2 separate regions of the Homo sapiens genome follow, and region 2 is linked to region 1. Evidence: read pairs that join two places in POLR2A ChIA-PET (ENCODE). Cell type or tissue: GM12878. All regions are shown on one strand.

What was found. ChIA-PET counts read pairs that join two places held together with the same protein. Peaks named below come from ENCODE experiments on the same cell type or tissue, not always from the same donor. Only the 100,000 strongest peaks of a DNase experiment are listed, where the experiment ranks them.
Region 2: POLR2A ChIA-PET joins it to region 1 with 6 read pairs; 1 of 35 experiments calls an interaction of 5 or more read pairs at or near these places.

The regions. Positions count from the first base shown.
Region 1 is chr9:1,468,205-1,472,204 of GRCh38, forward strand. All of the region lies in intron 4 of LOC102723803 (a long non-coding RNA gene), which reads left to right. Among named protein-coding and RNA genes, the nearest start is that of DMRT2, 420 kb to the left of the region's middle. In GM12878, no CTCF peak of the experiment used is centred here; a DNase peak (open chromatin) is centred at 2,007; H3K27ac peaks cover 1,166 bases.
Region 2 is chr9:1,002,999-1,006,998 of GRCh38, forward strand. No RefSeq gene overlaps it. Among named protein-coding and RNA genes, the nearest start is that of DMRT3, 28 kb to the left of the region's middle. In GM12878, a CTCF peak has its summit at 2,270; a DNase peak (open chromatin) is centred at 2,143.

The sequences.
Region 1 (4,000 bases):
AATGCATTAAATAACCAAATCCAATAGTGGGTTTAATAAATATTATAATTTTAAAGAAGTGACAAGTGTTAATGGTATTTTGAAATATCTGAAACACATGTAACGTGATACGAAAATGTCTGTCACAGGTACTATCAATGCTACTATGATTTGCAGTCTTCCTTCATAGTTGAATGAAATACTAAATTTCAATTAGAGCTTAGCAAAAATGAGGATGTGATTTTTTTTTCCTCATTCAGGTTCACAGACCATCTGAATTCTTTCTTTCCACAGGTTTCCAGGCATCCTTAGACTTTCATATTAAGAAATTCTTTTCTAATGCTAACATAATTTAGACTCTCATAATTTTTTCATACTTGAAAAATAGTCTTAAATATATGAATAGATGAAATTATTTTTTCCTCTGTCCTTAAACAGTGATGAAATGAATCACTTTTCCTCTCATTATATTCAACTTCCAGTGATTGATTTGTAGATTACAGTATCAGTTTTAAGTGTCCTTATCTTGATACATTTAGATTATGAAAAGAAGAAAAGGCTAGGAGAAAATTTTGTTTTCAGTCTGAATTGCCTTAGGTAGGTTATGAATATGGGAAATAAGAGATGTGGCATTTGCTTGCACACAATGCCTTCTTTCTGGTTTCTTGGTGCTCACTAGCACTATATTGGGTGAATGAGAAATTCCCAAAGAGTTGTAGTTATGGCCTCTATAATTCCTAGTGGCATTAAACATTTCAACACAACAGAATTTGAAAATAATACATCAGTTATAATTTGCCTACCTGAAACCATTGAACTTTGTCAAGTAGAAAAATACCATATGTTCAAACAACTGACTCTACTGAAGCTGCAACTTTAGAGACAAACAGAAGGAAACGCAAGTCTGGGGGGCATAAGGTAAACCTTGGCAAAGTGACTTTTTTCTAGGATGAGAGCCTGGTAGACATTTAGATTGTTTTATAACTAGGATTCTCTGCAGGATGTGGGATAAAAAGAATTTTACTGCCTGTCCAATGAATCGAACCGGTTTTTTATTCATACATTTTTGAGGTTCACTTGAACTTGACTTTGTCCTCAAACTCCCGTGGCCACTCTGGCTTCCTGTTATTATCGGCCAATGAGTCCAAAATGTATCATTTTCTTCCTTGATTCCCAGATGGTCTGTATATGCTGTTCACTCTTATACTGCATGTTGGGCTTGCTCTGTCAATCAAAGATAGACTATTTCTTCCTAAAGCAGCCTGCTTGGGTGGTCAGTTGGCCTCCGGGTTTCTATATAATAATGTAAGATGAGAAATTACTCAACACATGCTGAGTTATACGAGGAACATTAATGGGACGCTTCCTGGGATAGAAAACGATGGCCCCTTTTTTGCCTTTGAGTTCTTTAAAGGTTCCACTGAAAACACTTTAATAAATGTAGGAGTCAGGCAATAAATGCCTCATTTTTAAATAAGCAACTCCATTGTGATTTAGACAGCAGACATCTCACAGTTCTTAGGCAAAAGTATCAACTTCCAGGAATTTGTTTTCAAGTATTCATTTACAATAGCAAGAATAAAATATGCTACTGGATGCCGGGTGCTGTGTATTGCAGTGGGTTTCTGCCAAAGCAATAATCATAACCTATTTGCCAATAAGGTTCCAAAATATATAATAGATTTCTAGGTAGTTTGGTGTGCAGTGAATATTTATAATTGGCAGTGTCTATGTCTATGGTGCAGAAGTCTGTGTAGTGTAAATAATAAAGTTAGTTACCAATGAATAAAGTAGCGCTCAACTCTAGGAGTGGCTGGTATCTTCTGCATTCGTGAGAGATCAGAGGAGATTAACAGAGACTTTCTGAAAACAAAGACAGGTATGACAGACTTTGAATTCACAAGTATTGCACTAGACTCTTCTATAGCAATATGTAAATTACCTGCCTGTGTCTCCTGGTGAGTAAGCATATTCTAAGAAGGCAGAAGTAGACTCATTTTTCATGAGAGAAATCTAGAAAAGAAACAAAGTCATGAGAAAGTAGAACTCCCTTGAGAATAAAAGAGAAGAAGGTGCAGAAATGGTGACTTCATAAAAAGATGAAACTAGCAAGCACTATGGAATGTCCCTTTATATCTGCATGCAAGAGTTTGGCCAATGTTGCAAGAGATGATATCTTCTGAGTTAGCAAACATAGTTTGTTGGAAGCATTTATATTTTAATTAAAATCTTGCATAACTTATATCAATTTCCTACTCTCAGTCTTCCATGTTGTTGTGTAGGTATTCTTTAGATTAGATTAACATTTAAATCAGTAGACTTTGAATAAAGCATATTACCTTCCAATCAATTGAAGGTCTTAAGAAAAAAACTAATTGAGCTCTCCCTGAGGAAGAAGAAATTCCAGTCTGGCAGCAGACTGGCTTCAGACTTCAGCTGCAACATCAGCTCTTCCTTGGATTTCCAGCCTACCTAACTACTCTGCAGATTTTGAACTTGCCAGCCTCCACAATCATGTGAGCCAATTCTTTGAAATAAATTGTTCTCTCTCTTTCTCTTTTTTGTCTCTGTCTCTTTCTCTCCCTCTCTTCACACACACACACACACACACACACACACACACACACACACACACAATTAGTTCTATATCTTCGGTGAACCATCACTACTATAGGTCCTTACCAGAGTCTCTTTCAAAACGATAGAGGTCTCCAACTCCAGAATACCCTCATGATATGTTTGGGGGACTGGACAAAAATTGGAAGTGCTGGTGAGCCCTTTTGTATTTGAGGCCTGAAATGGGAAGTGGCCCTAGCCCAGGACAAGCAGGTTAAGGCAGGTTCTATTCATTGGCAGAGGTCTCAGCACAAATGGAGCCTATGTTCCCACATCAGCTTTTGCCCAGGAAGTAACTGTGTATATAAATGGAGCTGGGAGCAGCTAGTGTGATGCCATCTCTCTATGCCACCTCCTATCTCTTATTATTGCTGTCATCTATTTACCAGTGGGTTATGCCACTGCAGCCCACCCTCAGTTCCCTGACAACTTTGGCTCCTCACCCTAAATCTATTGCCATTTTTTGTGACTTCAACATCTACAACAGATGACCCATCCAACACCTGGTTCTCATTCCCTTACTTCCTTATATCCAACAACATACTATTTATTTTCCACCCCACCACAGTCAAGTTTCATCTTGGACCTTATCATCACTGGTGACTGCTCCAATTCCAACATCTCAATTTCAAATTTCACTCACTCCATACACTTCTTTCAGCTGACTTGTTCTAATATCCCTCTTCTACAATTCTTTGACCAAGAAGACCCACAACTCCCTTGATCTATTGCTTTCTCACTCTCTGTCCATGTCTTCTTGTTTTGCCTGCCCCCATTCTTGTTCAATTTATCATCATCTGGTTCCCATTGTGCTAACACCATGGCAAATGCCTTCAACTATGTGGAGGAAAAATGCGTGCATCTCACTGAGCATTTGAACCTAGGGATTCCTAAAAGACTAGGCCCTCATAATTTTGAAGGGTAGTATATTCTTAGGAAAGGTGATGAGGTAGCAGGGGCACTTAAAGGCCTTCAGGGAATTGGTAACAGATTTATCAGCAAGTAAATTAAAAGTAAAAAGCATTTTTGTTAGTTTATTTTAGTTTATCGGGTTGGGGGCTCCTTGTAGATGGCAAGAATTAACCTTGACTTTCTGAATCCCCTCAACTGAAGTAACTTTATGCAGCCACCAGATCTGAAAATCCTTCCCTTGTTCTAAATGCAAACGAATAGAAAGATTTTTTAAAAAATAACATTTAGGCATTTTGTGGGACTTTTTGTTTCATATTGAGTAAAGACATATATCATCACAGTTACATTTGCTGGTGGCTGACTGCTCACTTCCAAAATCATCTACTCGTATTTATTCCAAGGGGTTGGTAGTTCAAATAATCTGTAAATTATCTGCTCATGTTGGTGAGCTAATAGCCACATATAACTATTTAAATTAAAAATAATTGAAATG
Region 2 (4,000 bases), 470 kb before region 1:
TTTTTTTTTTTTAGACAGAGTTTCGCTCTTGTCACCCAGGCTGGAGTGCAATGGCTCGATCTCTGCTCACTGCAACCTCTGCCTCCCAGGTTCAAGCAATTCTCCTGCCTCAGCCTCCCAAGGAGCTGGGATTATGAGCGCCCAACACCACACCCAGCTAATTTTTATACTTTTAGTAGAGATGGGGTTTCACCATGTTGGCCAGGCTGATCTCAAACTCCTGACCTCAGGTGACCCGCCTACCTCGGCCTCCCAAAGCGCTGGGATTACAGGTGTGAGCCATCATGCCGGCCACAGCTAACTTTTATTTTGTGTGCGTGTATCGACTCAACTTATCTTCACAGCAGCCCTAAAAGGTAGGTACGTTTTTTATTGCTCCTGTACTATTTTTTTTTAACAGGAACTGTTTCATAGATTTTAAAAACAGGCTCTGTCTTCACTTGAACAGATATATTTGAAAAATGAACTCGAGTCCACTGTGTGCTGTTTCAGTGATGCATTCTTGATACATGCATTTTCCCAGCAGAAGGCCCAGAATCACTAACACGCTGCTTCAGGGTCACACAGTTGCTGTGGGGAGCTGGATTTCCCCCTGAGAGTCACATCCGAGAGCCCATCTTGGGCTGACACTGGGGCCATTAGGCTCAGGGGCCCTGACATGCCCAGCCTCCAGAGTCTGCTCCTCAGGATTTCAGAGACCAGCTCATCAGGACAGTGAAGCCTGAGTGTAAGATGAAACTGGCCTTAATTTGACCAGCTATAGTAAGTTGGCTTTAATTGGATGTGAAATATTTTGCCCCTACAGGGAAATTTAACTGTGTTTTTTTTCTTTTTGCCATTTAGTGGCCCACGTTCCAGTGGGTACAATTTCCAACTCCCAGTCCCAGACTAGCCCCTAATTAAAATATGATGTTTTCTTTTCAAGCTTGGTTTGAAAGTCAACCGACAGTTTTTTGTTTTCTGTTGTTAGGAAATTGTTTTTATTTTTTGAAAAGGTCAGGGATTTACAGAGCTCCAAAGTAAAAAGACATAAAAAGGTTTACAGGGAAAATTCTCCCTCCTCCGAGCTACCTGAGTGCAACCAATGTTTAGTGTCTTGGGCATCCTTCCAGAAATATTTTATTTTTAATTTTCTTTTTACAAACAAGGCAGCGCTCTGTCACCCAGGCTAGAGTGCAGTGGTATGATCACGGCTCACTGCAGCCTTGACCTCCCCAGGCTCAAGTGATCCTCCTAATTTTAGCTTCACTAGTAGCTGGGACTATAGGCACACGCCACCATGCCCAGCTAATTTTTGTTCTATATTTTATGTTATTTTTTTGTAGAGACAGGATCCTACCATGTTGTCCAGGCTGGTTTTGAACTCCTGGACTTAAGTGATCCTCCTGCTTCAACCTCCCAAAGCGTTGGGATTACAGGCATAAGCCACTATGCGCAGCCCTTCCAGATATATTTTATGCACATGCAAGCATAAGTATTCTTTTTTCATTTTCTTTAAACATTATTTATAGTATACTATATACACAGTTGTTTTACCTTGCCTTTTTTTTTCTGTCCACTTACTATGTTTTGGAGATAGCTAAATATAATTATAAAGATAGTTTCTTCATTTAAAAATTTAAATTTAAATTAAAATTTTATTTAAAATAAAAATTTTAAAAATTACATAGTATTTGGCTGTTCCATAGTTTATTTAGCAGTCCCCTTCTGGTAAGTATGTTAAGTTTTGAAGTCATCTACTATTAAACGATTTAGTAATAAATAACTTTAGACCAATGTGATTTGAATTGGGAGCAAGTATAAGTTGCATGAATTGATGAAAGAGGAATTCCTGCAGCAAAGCGTACATGCATTGGTAATTTTACTAGATACTGCCAATTTGTCCCCTTATAGGTATTTTTCCAGTTTATACTCCCACCAATAAAGTACAAGAATGTCAGTTGCCCCACATCCCCAGTGAGTGTGTTTTCAGTTGTGATTTCCCACAACTTGAAAATCTCAGTATGCTTTCATTTGCATTCTCTTCTTATGAATGGAGGTGAGCTTTTCGTATGATGCCATCTGCATCAACAGCCATCTCTTTCTCGGAGTGCTGGAAGAACACTTGCCCTTGAACAGGTCTGTGACCCAAGCTCAAAGCTGGCAGAACCCATCGCAGCTTAACCACCAGGGTTTGTAGCTGAATGTCTTATGCAAGGAAGTGGTTGGTTTCTGCAGTGTGTTCTCATTAGAAATGCTTGGTCACTGAAACCAATCCTAACCAGGCTGATGGCGCCATCTATCTTTCTGAGATGGGTAAATGGAATGCAATGCAGTTTTACAAGCGGGATATTTGGGACCTGACATGGATGATTTCAGGGACCTGACCCTGATGATGAGCTCTGCCAGGGGCTGTGGATGCGTTCCATCAAAGCTGAAAATATCATCAACTTATTGAATTGTCTTTTGTCCTACTTGATGTCACTGAAGTGAGCATGTCTTTTTGATTTTTAAAAAATGTTTGGCCAGGTGTAGTGGCTCACGCCTGTAATCCGAGCACTTAGGAAGGTCGAGGCAGATGGATTGCTTGTGCCTAGGAGTTCCAGACTAGTCTGGACTACATGGAGAAACCCCGTCTCTACAAAACAATACACACAAAAAATTAGCCAGGTGTGGTGGCAAGAACCTGTAGTCCCAGCTACTTGGGAGGCTAAGGTGGGAGGATCACCTGAGCCCAGGGAGGTTGAAGCTGCAGTGAGCCGTGACTGCACCACTGCACTCTGGCCTGGGTGACGCAGTGAGACCCTGTCTCAAAAAACAAACAAAACAAAACTTTATTATTAAAAAAATAAAAGGCCCACATATATAGAGAATAGTGAAATGAACCCTAATCTACACATCACCAACATTAAGCAGTTACGAAGACTACACGACACTTGACCCATCCATCCCATTTCCTGTTTCTTCCTTTTGGATGAGGTAAGTAGTCTTTAAAGCAAATAATGTCATTTCACCCTTATGTACTTCAGTAAACATCTCTAAAAATGGGCATAGTCATATATAATTACAATGCCATGATCAGATCTGACAAAATTAAAAGTAATTCATTGGTATCATAAGACCGAGTTCATAAAAATCTCCGAGTTATCTCCAGCCTCGCTCCCCCTTTACCGTGGGTTTGTCTGATGGGGGTCCACACGCTGTATTTGGTTCTATGTTTCTTACGTCTCTTCATTTGCACAGTGGACGCCCCCTTTGTGAGGAAACGGAGTCCATTGCTCAGCAGAATCCTCTCCATTCTGAAACTGTGTGTTTGCTTCCTCGTGGAGTCACTTAATTTGTTCCTGGATCCCCCATGTTTCCTGTAGAGTGGAAGCAGATCTAGAGGCTTCTTTGATATGGGTTCAAATGTTTGAGGGAGATGTACTTCCCAGGAGATGCTGGTCCACTGCCTACTGCGTCACTTCCGAAAGGACACAGTGGGTCTTTTGTCCACCAGGCAAGATCAGTAGGGGTCAGTAACGTCAGCCAGACAACCCCTCCATTGCAAACTCCACTTTCCATCTTTTCTCTACAACCTTTCATTTGCTCACTATGTTGCTGGAATCAGTAATTTCAATTAGGGGTTGAAAAATGGGGATTTTCCTTTTTTTTTTTTTAATTTTTTTTTTGAGAGGAAGTCTCCCTCTGTTGCCCAGGCTGGAGTGCAGTGGCGCAATCTCGGCTCACTGCAACCTCCCGACTCCTGGGTTCAAGTGATTCTCCTGCCTCAGACTCCCGAGTGGAATTACAGGCACGCGCCACCACGCCCGGCTCATTTGTGTATTTTTAGTAGAGATGGCGTTTCGCCATGTTGGCCAGGCTGATCTTGAACTCCTGACCTCAGGTGATCCACCTGCCTTGGCCTCCCAAAGTGCTGGGATTATAGGCGTGAGCCACTGCACCCAGCGGGGATTTTCTAATTCTACCATTGCTTCCACATATTAGTTGGAGTTTTTTCTGTATATAAAGAAAACTAGAG